2 separate regions of the Homo sapiens genome follow, and region 2 is linked to region 1. A link is a loop called in an ENCODE intact Hi-C map of the cell type or tissue named here. Cell type or tissue: ascending aorta. All regions are shown on one strand. Region 1 holds the start of NXNL2 (nucleoredoxin like 2). Region 2 has its middle 59 kb from the start of SPATA31C2.

Region 1 (5,000 bases):
CCGTCCCTCCCTCCCAGCAAACCAACCACGGCCTGCACTGTGGGTGCCTGTCACAGAGCTGATGTCCTCGCGGGTCATCCCTCATCCCCGCATCCAGACACCGGGTCATGTCCCTGTGCTTCCTGCCCACTAACTGGGAGGATGACGCAGCGGCGCCGGGAGTCCAGGGCTGATTGGGCCGGCGGTTCCCGGAGCCGAGCCCGCGAACTCACAGCATCACCACCACTGGGAGCTCCTTCGCAATGCAGATTCCCGGAGCTCCAGACCCCAGGCAGAAACGCGCCCGCGTCCATGCTCCACGAGCCCCCTTGGGGTGCCGATGCCCTGGGTTTTCGAATCTGGTCTGCACCCTCCCTGGTCTCCAAGAGAGGTTGAAACTGAGACTGAGTGTGATTTACCGGAGTCCGGACGTGAACCGAGAGACGGGGAGGTGTTGGGGGGGGGCGTCATAAAGAGCTCCCCAGTGCAGAGGGGGAGGCCTGGGGGAACATGGGGGAGACGTGCCGGGCGGCCCCCGCCCCCCCAGGACCCCCACTCACTGCCGGTAGGGGTCGTGGAAGGGCAGCGCCAGCCAGGCGCCATGCAGCTCGCGCATGAAGTCCAGCATCTCCTGGGAGCTGCCGTCGGCTGACACGAAGACCACTTCGAAGGGCGCGGGCCGCCGCGCCTCGGCCACCAGCGCCGTATAGAAGTCGCAGAGCAGCGGCGTGAAGTCGCGGCTCGGCGCGCACCGGGCCGCCGCGAAGTACAGTGCCACCACCTTGTTCTGCAGCGCCGCCTCGGCCTCCACCGTCGCGCCCTTACAGGTCACCAGGTGCCGCTCGCCCAGAATGTCAACCATGGCGCAGACACGCAGCCACCTGAGACCCGAGGACACCTGCAGGAGGATGATCACCTGCGGGGAGGCGGCGGCGAGCGCCGCGGTGCCCCGCCTCTGTCCGCACCACCGGGCGCTGGACCTCTCAAGACCTGCCCCAGATGCGCCCACACCTTGGCCAGGCCTCGCCTGTGGCTGGAGCAATTGTGTTCGCGCCGACAATGAGACACTCAGACACCAGAGACCCCAGATACCTGGGCGACAGCGCGGCACCCGCCTCTGGGAGCGGGGCCAGCCAGGCAACCTCAAGCCCTCAGGTCTCTGCACCCTCCCCCAACTGCGCCCCGCCCACACTCCTGCGCCCTCCCACCACTGCGCCCCGCCCACATTCCCCGCAAGCTCCCCAACTGCGCCCCGCCCACATTCCGCACTCTCCACCCACTGCGCCCCGCCCACATCCCGCACTCTCCACCCACTGCGCCCCGCCCACATCCCCGCCCCCGCCCCCACTGCGCCTCGCCCGCATCCCCACACTGTCCCCCACTGCGCTGGGCCCACATCCCTACACTCTCCACCCACTGCGCCCCGCCCACATCTCCGCACCCTCCCCCACCGCACCCCGCCCACATCCCCGCACTCTCCTCCAACTGCGCCTCGCCCACATTCCACAGTTTCCCCTCACTGCGCCCCGCCCACATCCCCGCACTCTTCTCCAACTGCGCCTCGCCCACATTCCACAGTTTCCCCTCACTGCGCCCCGCGCACACTCCCGCTCCCTCCCCCACTGCGCCCCGCCCACACTCCCGCGCCCTCCCCCTCACTGCGGCCCGCCGACATCCCGCGCCCCCGCCCCCATCCCGACTGCGCCCCGCCCACCTCCCGCGCCCTCTCCCACTGGTTGTCCAGCCCACATCCTGCACTCCCTCCACTGCGCCCCGCTCACACTCCCGCACCCTCCCCACACTGCGCCCTGCCCACACTCCTGCACTCTCTCCCCACTACGCCCCCTACCACATCCCGCGCCCCCGCCCCCATCCCCACTGCGCCCCGCCCACACTCCCGCGCCCTCGCGCCCCTGGGCTCTCCCGTCGTGGGCACTCTCCCCAGCGCTTCTACACTTTCTCCCGACGCAGCGCCCTGCCCTCCGTCCCGCCCCACCTATTGCCTCCTGCGCTTCCCCCACACCGTGCTCTTCCTCCTCCTTCACTTCCTCCCACTCCTCGCGCTCCCCTTCAGCGCCCCACGCAGCCCCTCCCCCAAAACCCCGCGTCGCTCTCCTTCCCTCCTGGCCTCTCTTCCAGTCTCGCGCTCCCTGCCGGGCCCCGCCGCAGGTGTCCCGCAGCCGTCTCCCCAGGGCATTTGAATCTTGCCTTGGAGCTCTTGCCGCGCGGCCCAGCACCCTGGAAGAGGCATCAGGGAGGATGGGACGACGAGGAAGGGGAAGGGTAATTGGGCTTGGAGCGGGCTTGGGCGGGGTGGTAGGGAACCTGAGCTCCGTTGGTTCAGGGTGTTTGCCCCTGACATCCTGTGGCCTGGCTGGGAGGGTTCGTGAAGTTCAGGAAGAAATTGGGAGCAGTCCTTACAGAATGTTTTATTTGAAGAACCAAGAGTATTAATTTTTTGGCGAGCACTGTTGTAGGCCCTGGGAATTCAGCAGTGAGAAAAATAATTTCAACTCCCTGCCAGACCCGGGCTAGAAGGAGGCAAGCGAGCGAGGCACTCGCATAGGGGCAAAATTTAAGGGCGCGACAAAAAAACTCAGTAGTCAAGGTAAATAATGTTTTAATACAATATCTTAAAAAGTCAAAATGAATGCAAAAAAAGTTTATAATGAACAAAATATCAAAAACTTAAAGACAGTGAATGAAACCAAAATATGCCATCCTAAAATATGCCGCTTTGGTATATTGATTATTTTGAGCGAGAGGCACTTGAAAAATAGCAAATGCAGAGAGACGTTCTCCCCTTACCTGTCTAAAGACGGAACCTCCAAAAGAAACTGATTGTCGTAAATTCCCTCCCGGGAGGATGGACTCTTATCACAGCAGAAGTCCACACCACACCTAGACAAACTTTGTCACAAACTCATAAAGACTTATGCATCTTTCCTAAAAATCAGTTACTCTCCCCTAAGTGGCCTACACCAGCTTCCAGTTCCCCAATTTTAGAAGCTCTCAAAGCTCACTGGTTTGGGGGGTTTTCACCTAGTTTCCTGCAATGCCCCCATGCAGGTGATATTAAAGATTAATAAATGTGTATTCCCGTTCCCCCCGTTCATCTGCCCGTTGGCAGTTAATTTCATAGAGCCAGCTATGGAACTGGGGAGGACAGAGAGAAGGTCTTTGCTCTCCTAAGACAAGATGGATCCCCCACTGACTTTGGACTCCCGTCACGTTCACCGACCCCTGAGTCCTGCTCCTGTGCCTGCCTGGAGCTTATGTTCTAACGGGCACAAACAATAAATAAGGAAGATATTTTGCAGGTGCTATGCCAAAAGAAGAGCCATGAGGAGGGGCGCAGGTTTTTGTTTTGTTTTATTTTGGTTTGGTTTGGTTGGTTGGTTGAGATGGAGTCTCGCTCTTGTTGCCCAGGCTGGAGTGCAATGGCGTGATCTCGGCTCACTGCAACCTCCGCCTCCCGGGTTCAAGCAATTCTCCCGCCTCAGCCTCCTGAGTAGCTGGGATTACTGGCGCGTGCCACCACGCCCAGCTAATTTTTGTATTTTTAGTAGAGACGGGGTTTCATCATGTTAGCCAGGCTGGTCTCAAACTCCTGACTTCAGGTGATCTACCCACCTCTGCCTCCCAAAGTGCTGGAATTACAGGCTTGAGCCACCGAGGGGCGCAGTTTTAATCTAGCGGTGAGAGGAGTCAGGGAAGGTGAAATTTGCGCTTCCTGAGGACCCGCCTGCCGGCCCGGGCTCCCCCAGTCTCGCCGTTAAATGAACGGAAATTGGCGGACGCCGTTGCCTGCAGGCACAGCCCGTCGGCTCGGTTGCGTAAATGTACTTAGCAGCCAAAGCTCAGTGGAAACCCTGCGGGAGGATTGATTGGCGCTCTTAGGTGAAGCAGGCTGTCAAGAGCCCCGATTCACTGTCCTCTGGGGAAAATGGATAGACAAATCGGAGGAAAAAATTGAGAGGAACTGTGAGCAGTATAAATCTTGCATGAGGAGGCCCCTGACTTACGTTAAAACTCAGAGGTAAGAGGAATGAAATGCAGCTAAGCTCTCAAAATCATCCAGACTATTTTGTTTTGTCATCTTATCCTTGAACACACAATGAGCCAAAGTAGACAGCATTCCTAATTAGTTGACGGTGCCACCCTCCCGAGAAAATTAACGGTCATTCGCATTAATACTGCCTGCCCTGGGGAACTCACCCAACCTCCATCCAGGAATGGATCGCACTTCCTGCTGCCGATGTCGGGGGCAGGGCGGCTTCCTAGGCATGCAGACCCTCAGAGGCACAGGGCCCTGCACTCACTTGGGGCTCAGTGTTCTGCGGTTGCAGTCTTTGTTGTTTTGTTTTTTGTTTAGAAACTGAATCTCACTCTCTTACCCAGGCTGGAGTGCAGTAGTGGGATCATAGCTCACTGCAGCTTCCAACTCCTGGGCTCCAGGGATCCTCCCGCCTCAGCCTCCTGAGTAGCTAGGACTATAGCCACATGCCACTATGCAAGGCTAATTGTTTTTATTATTATTATTATTATTTTTTAGAGATGGGGTCTCCCTCTGTTGCCCAGCCTGGTGATTTTTTTTTTTTTTTTGGATGGAGTCTCGCTCTGTGGCCCAGGCTGGAGTGCAATGGCGTGATCTCAGCTCACTGCAACCTCCACCTCCCAGGTTCAAGTGATTCTTCTGCCTCAGCCTCCCGTGTAGCTGGGACTACAGGTGCACGCCACCACGCCTGGCTAATTTTTTTATTTTTAGTAGAGACGGGGTTTCACCATATTGACCAAGCTGGTCCCTAACTCCTGACCTCGTGATCCGCCCGCCTCAGCCTCCCAAAGTGCTGGGATTACAGGCGTGAGCCACCGCACCCAGCCAAAATTCTTAATTTATCTTTGAATTTGTGTGGTATATGAGAGGTCTTGGACAGTGGCACATATGTGAGTGTTTGGACCCTAGCTCATGTGTGCTCCCACCTGCCACTGCCTCCCTACCTCCCCAAGACAGGTTCTTC
Region 2 (5,000 bases), 340 kb after region 1:
GAGATGGGGTTTCACCATGTTGGCCAGCCTGGTCTGTCTTGAACTCCTGACCTCAAGTTATCCACCCACCTTGGCCCCGTGAGCCACCACTCCAGGCCAGAGATCTGATTTTTTAAAAATACTCATCTGTTCCCTTGCCATAATGGCATTTAAAAATTTTGAATGTTCTTGTTCCACAAATGTCATTCTCTACGTTATCAATTTGAGGATTCAATATTTTTATCAGGTCACTTTAGAATTCCTACCGTAAGGTTTTGCATGGGGTGTGTGTATGAGTGTGCAATTGTGATCAATGTGAATTACACACCTACAATTGTACGGTCTGTATGCAGCAGACCTGGGTTTACTATTGTCACAATACTAGACATTCTTGTATGTTTTTTGCAGTTCTTACATGTGAGTTTATCTTCTGTGGAAATTTTACCTTGTGGACTCCCTCAGCTGTGGTTGCCTCCCTGAGAAGTAATTTCACATTGACCCATAGGGTACATAGATTCCAACCAGATCACAGGTTAATGACGGGTTCAGGGCTCCTGTGGATGAAGCTGATGCAACCATGTTCATGTGAATGCACCTATTTCCACCCGTGACTGGTGCAGAGGCATTTCAACTCCTAATGAGCCAGCCCTGCACCCAGTTTGGGTCCTGAATACAAGACTCTCCCAGGCTCAACTCTTGTCCCTGTGTGATATTGGGCCCTACCCTTTCTCCTGTTTCAATCTCCAAAGGGGAATTTTTTTAAAGGTGTAGAAAAATAGGGGAAAAATGAACTCATAGATCTCAATCTTGGGTTTGCTAAGAATATTTTCCTAAAAATATGTATATCCTTTTTTAAAAATATTTATACGTTACTAAAGCAAAAAGAAAGTGTTACTTTCCCAGACATGCTAACTTCCCAGCAAATAAAGCTTTGGCAGATTGGCAAGTTTTGCAAATAAACAGGGACCATTCATCATGAAAGATGACAAGCATAGACACTCAAGATACCAGTTTCTAAAACAATGTCTAAACAACGCTTGAGTAAATTACTAACTTTAAAAATATATTTAATTTAAAAATTTCACAATTCGCATGAAGATGGCTTCTTCTTATTAAGAAACGTTAAAATCTTTGTTTTAATTTCTATTGTGAAATTAAATAATTCAAACTTCAAGTTGTTGGAACTTTAAGTTATTCTGAGCCTTGAGACAAATGTGGCTATGCAGCCTGAGTCACGTGCAGCGGCAACTTCCGCCTTTTTTTCCCCCTGTGAATAATTAAGAAGACCAAACAGCACGAGAGAGAAGACCTCCTCAGATCACCATCCCTCCTCATTGAGTAATAAAGTAATCTTCCTTGGCACGTAGCAATCTGTGACCAATCAAATTGCTTTAATGTATGCACTGGTCTCCTATAGAAAATGTTGTAATCCTCTGAAAATGTCTTTGTCTCTGTCTGTAAAAGTGAAACCTTAACTTCTCCACTTGGGAATGCTGACCATATTCATTTGGAGCTGACGCTTCATGAGTGGCTATCCTCAAGCTTTGCACTCGAATAAACTCTATCCTTAGTCATATTTTCTGAATCTCATTATTTAAGGTTGACACTATTTATGAGAAAAAGATGAAACAGAAACAACCGCAGCCAAGGTGAACTGGTCAAAACTGGCTAAGGTCGTAAAATAAAATAGAACTTTTACAACATACAGATGTGAATTAATAAAGTTTAGGCATCTCAGCTGAGAATAGAAGATTTGTATCTGAAGTCTCACAAATCTGGGTTTCATCAACTGCTTCAACTCAGTAAACATTGCCAGGGATTGCTCTAGGCACAATGCTGTGCTTGACAATGGGCATGCAAAGGCGACTAACATGTGCCCTTTGCCTCCCAAACAGCTACTTTTTAACTGATCAACCTCAAAAGTGCTAAACCTGGGATCACCAGACATTCTGCAGTGCAACTGGAACTTTCATGCTAAAAAAATTCAAACCTGCGTCTAAACAAGCCTCTAAATGTAAACATCAGCTTACAGGAAATACAAGAAGCAAAAGAATGTGTTAGTTACACCATAAGAATGCAATTCATCAAGATCCAGACTGTGGAAAATTGAGCAGACCAAACATATGGCCTGAAAGCCAGAAAGAAGAAGGGGAAGTATCACATATTGAAAGAGCTTAAGAGATTTATCAAATGCACGATGTAGACTTTGCATAGAGCCTATTTGAACACACCAACTGCATAAAGTTATTTTTGAGAAAATTTTAAAACAAACTGGGTATTAGATGAAATCAAGAAATATTAATTTGGGAAAGTATGATAATGTGCTGTGATTAGGTTTTTTTTAAGTGCTTATTTTTAGACAGACGTGATACATTTAAGACTGAAAACCTGGAATTTGCCTTAAAATGATCCAGAGAAACATTGAGTGGTGAGGAGAGGAAGGGGTGGAGAGTAGATAAAACAAGATTGGCAAAATGTTTATACTTGAAACTGGGTAATAAATACGTGAAGATTCATTTTATACTTCCTTTATTTTTGTGTATGTTTGAAAATATTTATAACAAAATGTTTGTAGAAGTAACACACAATTGAGTTTGACTCAGCAAAGGAAGGAAAGAAGAAAGGAAGGAAGGAAGGGAGGAAGAGAGGTAGGGAGGGAGGGAGGGAGGAAGGAAGGAAGGAAGGAAGGAAAAAAAAGAAGAGGGGGAGAGAATGTGCCTGTGTGTAGCAGCAGGAAAGCTGCAGTGAGCTTATGAAGATTTGTGGTGACGGCTGGCTGCCTTCCATGAGTGTCTCAGTCTTGGGAAATATCTTAATTCTGCCCGATGTGAGAAGTAATGGAAGGGTAGCAGTATTATAGACATATAATCTTTTTCTCTTCTGCCCACTTTACTTAATCTTCTCATCGATAATTTGGGACTATCTCTCTGCCTTTGGTTGTTTCAAAGTATTTCACTCCAAAATACAGGTCCCTGGTATAATGAGTATTTTAAATTAAAAACCCTTAGAGATCAATAAGCACTGGTTTTCTCCTATCTATACATACAGGTAGGACAGACTCACCAAGGAGAACAATTATTCTTGCTGTCTTCCCTGTTATCTCCTTATCCATTACAGAAAAGAAGATAATAACTTGCTCCAGGGATCATTTAAATTCCAAAGAGAACTATTTACAAGTTAATTTCTGTTTCCCATACAGTCATTCATTCTAGTAATCATTTATTGCCCCTCAATGGAATTCTTCTCTCCACTCCCATAACCTGTTTTACCAGGATCCAAGCTCCCATTCTTTCTGTAACTGACATCAGTGGGCTGCGGGAAGTCCCCAGTTGCTAGTGGGACCTCCACCCCAGTGAGAATAAATTCAAGGCTGAGTCAGAAAATAGTCCAAGTACGGAAATGTATTGCAAAGTGAAAAGTACACACTCAAGAAAGGGGAGTGCAGGTGTACTCAAGAGACAGTCACATGCAAAGGGGTTTGGAGGGGCTGCCTTTGTGGGTTTCTTTAACTAAGGGATGGAATATTCATGAAGATTCCTGGAAAAAGGTGGAGATGTTCTGGAACTCTAGTGCTACTCATTTTCACACCAAATATGGATGTTCCTGGAACTGTCATGGTGCTGGTGGGTGTGTGATTTGTATGCTAATGAGCGTATAATGAGGTTCTAGGTGAAACCTAGGTCAAATCCAGTGCCACATTGAGTCCGGTTAGTCTCACCCAGCTTAGTCCGCACCCTGGCTTTTAGGGTCTTATCAGCCCATAGTTTCTGCAGCTATTTCTACAGTTTCCTTTTGCTAGCCATGTGAAACCACTGCCTGGAATTTTCTATTCTCCTGCAACCACCCTTGTTATTCCTGTCTCCTAACCTCAGAATGGTATATAAGCTTCTGTACCTCACTGGGAAGTTGGGTCTTCATTCAGAAGGCCCCCGATGTATACATGTTAAATGAATTTGTATGGCTTTTCTCCTATTAATCTGCCTTTTGCAAGTTGATTTTTCAGTGAAACTTCAGAGAGGGTCAAAGGGAAAGCCCTGCCTTGGCCCCCACATGTTATTGAGGTATGTTTCTCATGGATAAAAGCAATCTTTAAGTGATTCTTGGAATTTATTACTACCTTACTGGTAACTCCCTTTGCTTCTATAAGAAACAAAGGCAGAAAGTTGTAGTAAATTCCAGGGCTCTCCATAGAATTATTAACCCGTTATAAAAGTAATAAAGTTGCTGAGAAATTGCCTGCTTGTTTTTTAGGTGTCCTTTGGCTTATTTTGTTTATATACATTACCTAACACCCTAAAACTTCAGGGCCAGGATGTGGGCTATCATGGGTTCCAGTGAGGATCGTGAAGGAAACCAAAATATTTCGCTCCAAAGTATCCTTCTTTGACGTATTTTGAGATGGCTGTTCAGAGGGCTTGCAAACAGAAGTAGCCCTGAAAAACTGTCTTTCCTGGGAAACTTTGCATCTGTGCAGAATCTGCACGGTGCAGCCAGGCCTCCTCTGAGGCCCTCTCTTATCCAGATCTAAAAAAGATTAACTGAGAATCCAACATCTTTAAAGGTCTGAAGGAAACTCTTACCATGTATTCTCTCCGAGAGCTGCAACCTGTGAGGTTTCATCATCTACATAACAGGACTCCCCTTTGTGAGACAGGCCTCTTCTCTCCCTCCATAATCTCTTACTGCCATAATTTACGTTGGCCGTGCTCTGAGCCTCCATTCTTTCTGTAACCACAAGATGGTAGAAAAGTGTCAACCATCTGGCGATTTCTTTCAGTTTTTATTTTTATTTTATTTTTTTTGAGATGGAGTTTTGCTCTTGTTGCCCAGGCTGGAGTGCAATAGCGAGATCTTGGCTCACTGCAACCTCCGCCTCCTGGGTTCAAGCAATTCTCCTGCCTCAGCCTCCTGAGTAGCTGGGATTACAGGCACACACCACCACACCCAGCTAATTTTTGTGTTTTCAGTAGAGACGGCATTTCACCATGTTGGCTAGTCTGGTCCGGAACTCCTGACCTCAG

Evidence for each region. A loop is a pair of places that touch in the nucleus more often than their neighbours do. Peaks named below come from ENCODE experiments on the same cell type or tissue, not always from the same donor. Only the 100,000 strongest peaks of a DNase experiment are listed, where the experiment ranks them.
Region 2: a loop joins it to region 1, with 2.5 times the contacts of the local background. A loop is called at or near these places in 3 of 110 quality-filtered maps.

Annotation. Positions count from the first base shown.
Region 1 is chr9:88,531,276-88,536,275 of GRCh38, reverse strand. NXNL2 (nucleoredoxin like 2) reads right to left here and starts at 1,098. Exons shown (of 2, transcript NM_001161625.2): 1 at 540-1,098. The coding sequence starts at 841. LOC105376134 (a long non-coding RNA gene) reads left to right here and starts at 1,736. Exons shown (of 2, transcript XR_007061653.1): 1 at 1,736-2,262. RefSeq lists enhancers at 1-477, 478-1,312. In ascending aorta, CTCF peaks have their summits at 1,876 and 2,128; DNase peaks (open chromatin) are centred at 187, 1,305, 2,175 and 3,765; H3K4me3 peaks cover 2,655 bases; H3K27ac peaks cover 2,689 bases.
Region 2 is chr9:88,194,944-88,199,943 of GRCh38, reverse strand. No RefSeq gene overlaps it. Among named protein-coding and RNA genes, the nearest start is that of SPATA31C2, 59 kb to the right of the region's middle. In ascending aorta, no CTCF peak of the experiment used is centred here; a DNase peak (open chromatin) is centred at 2,760; H3K4me3 peaks cover 829 bases; H3K27ac peaks cover 1,627 bases.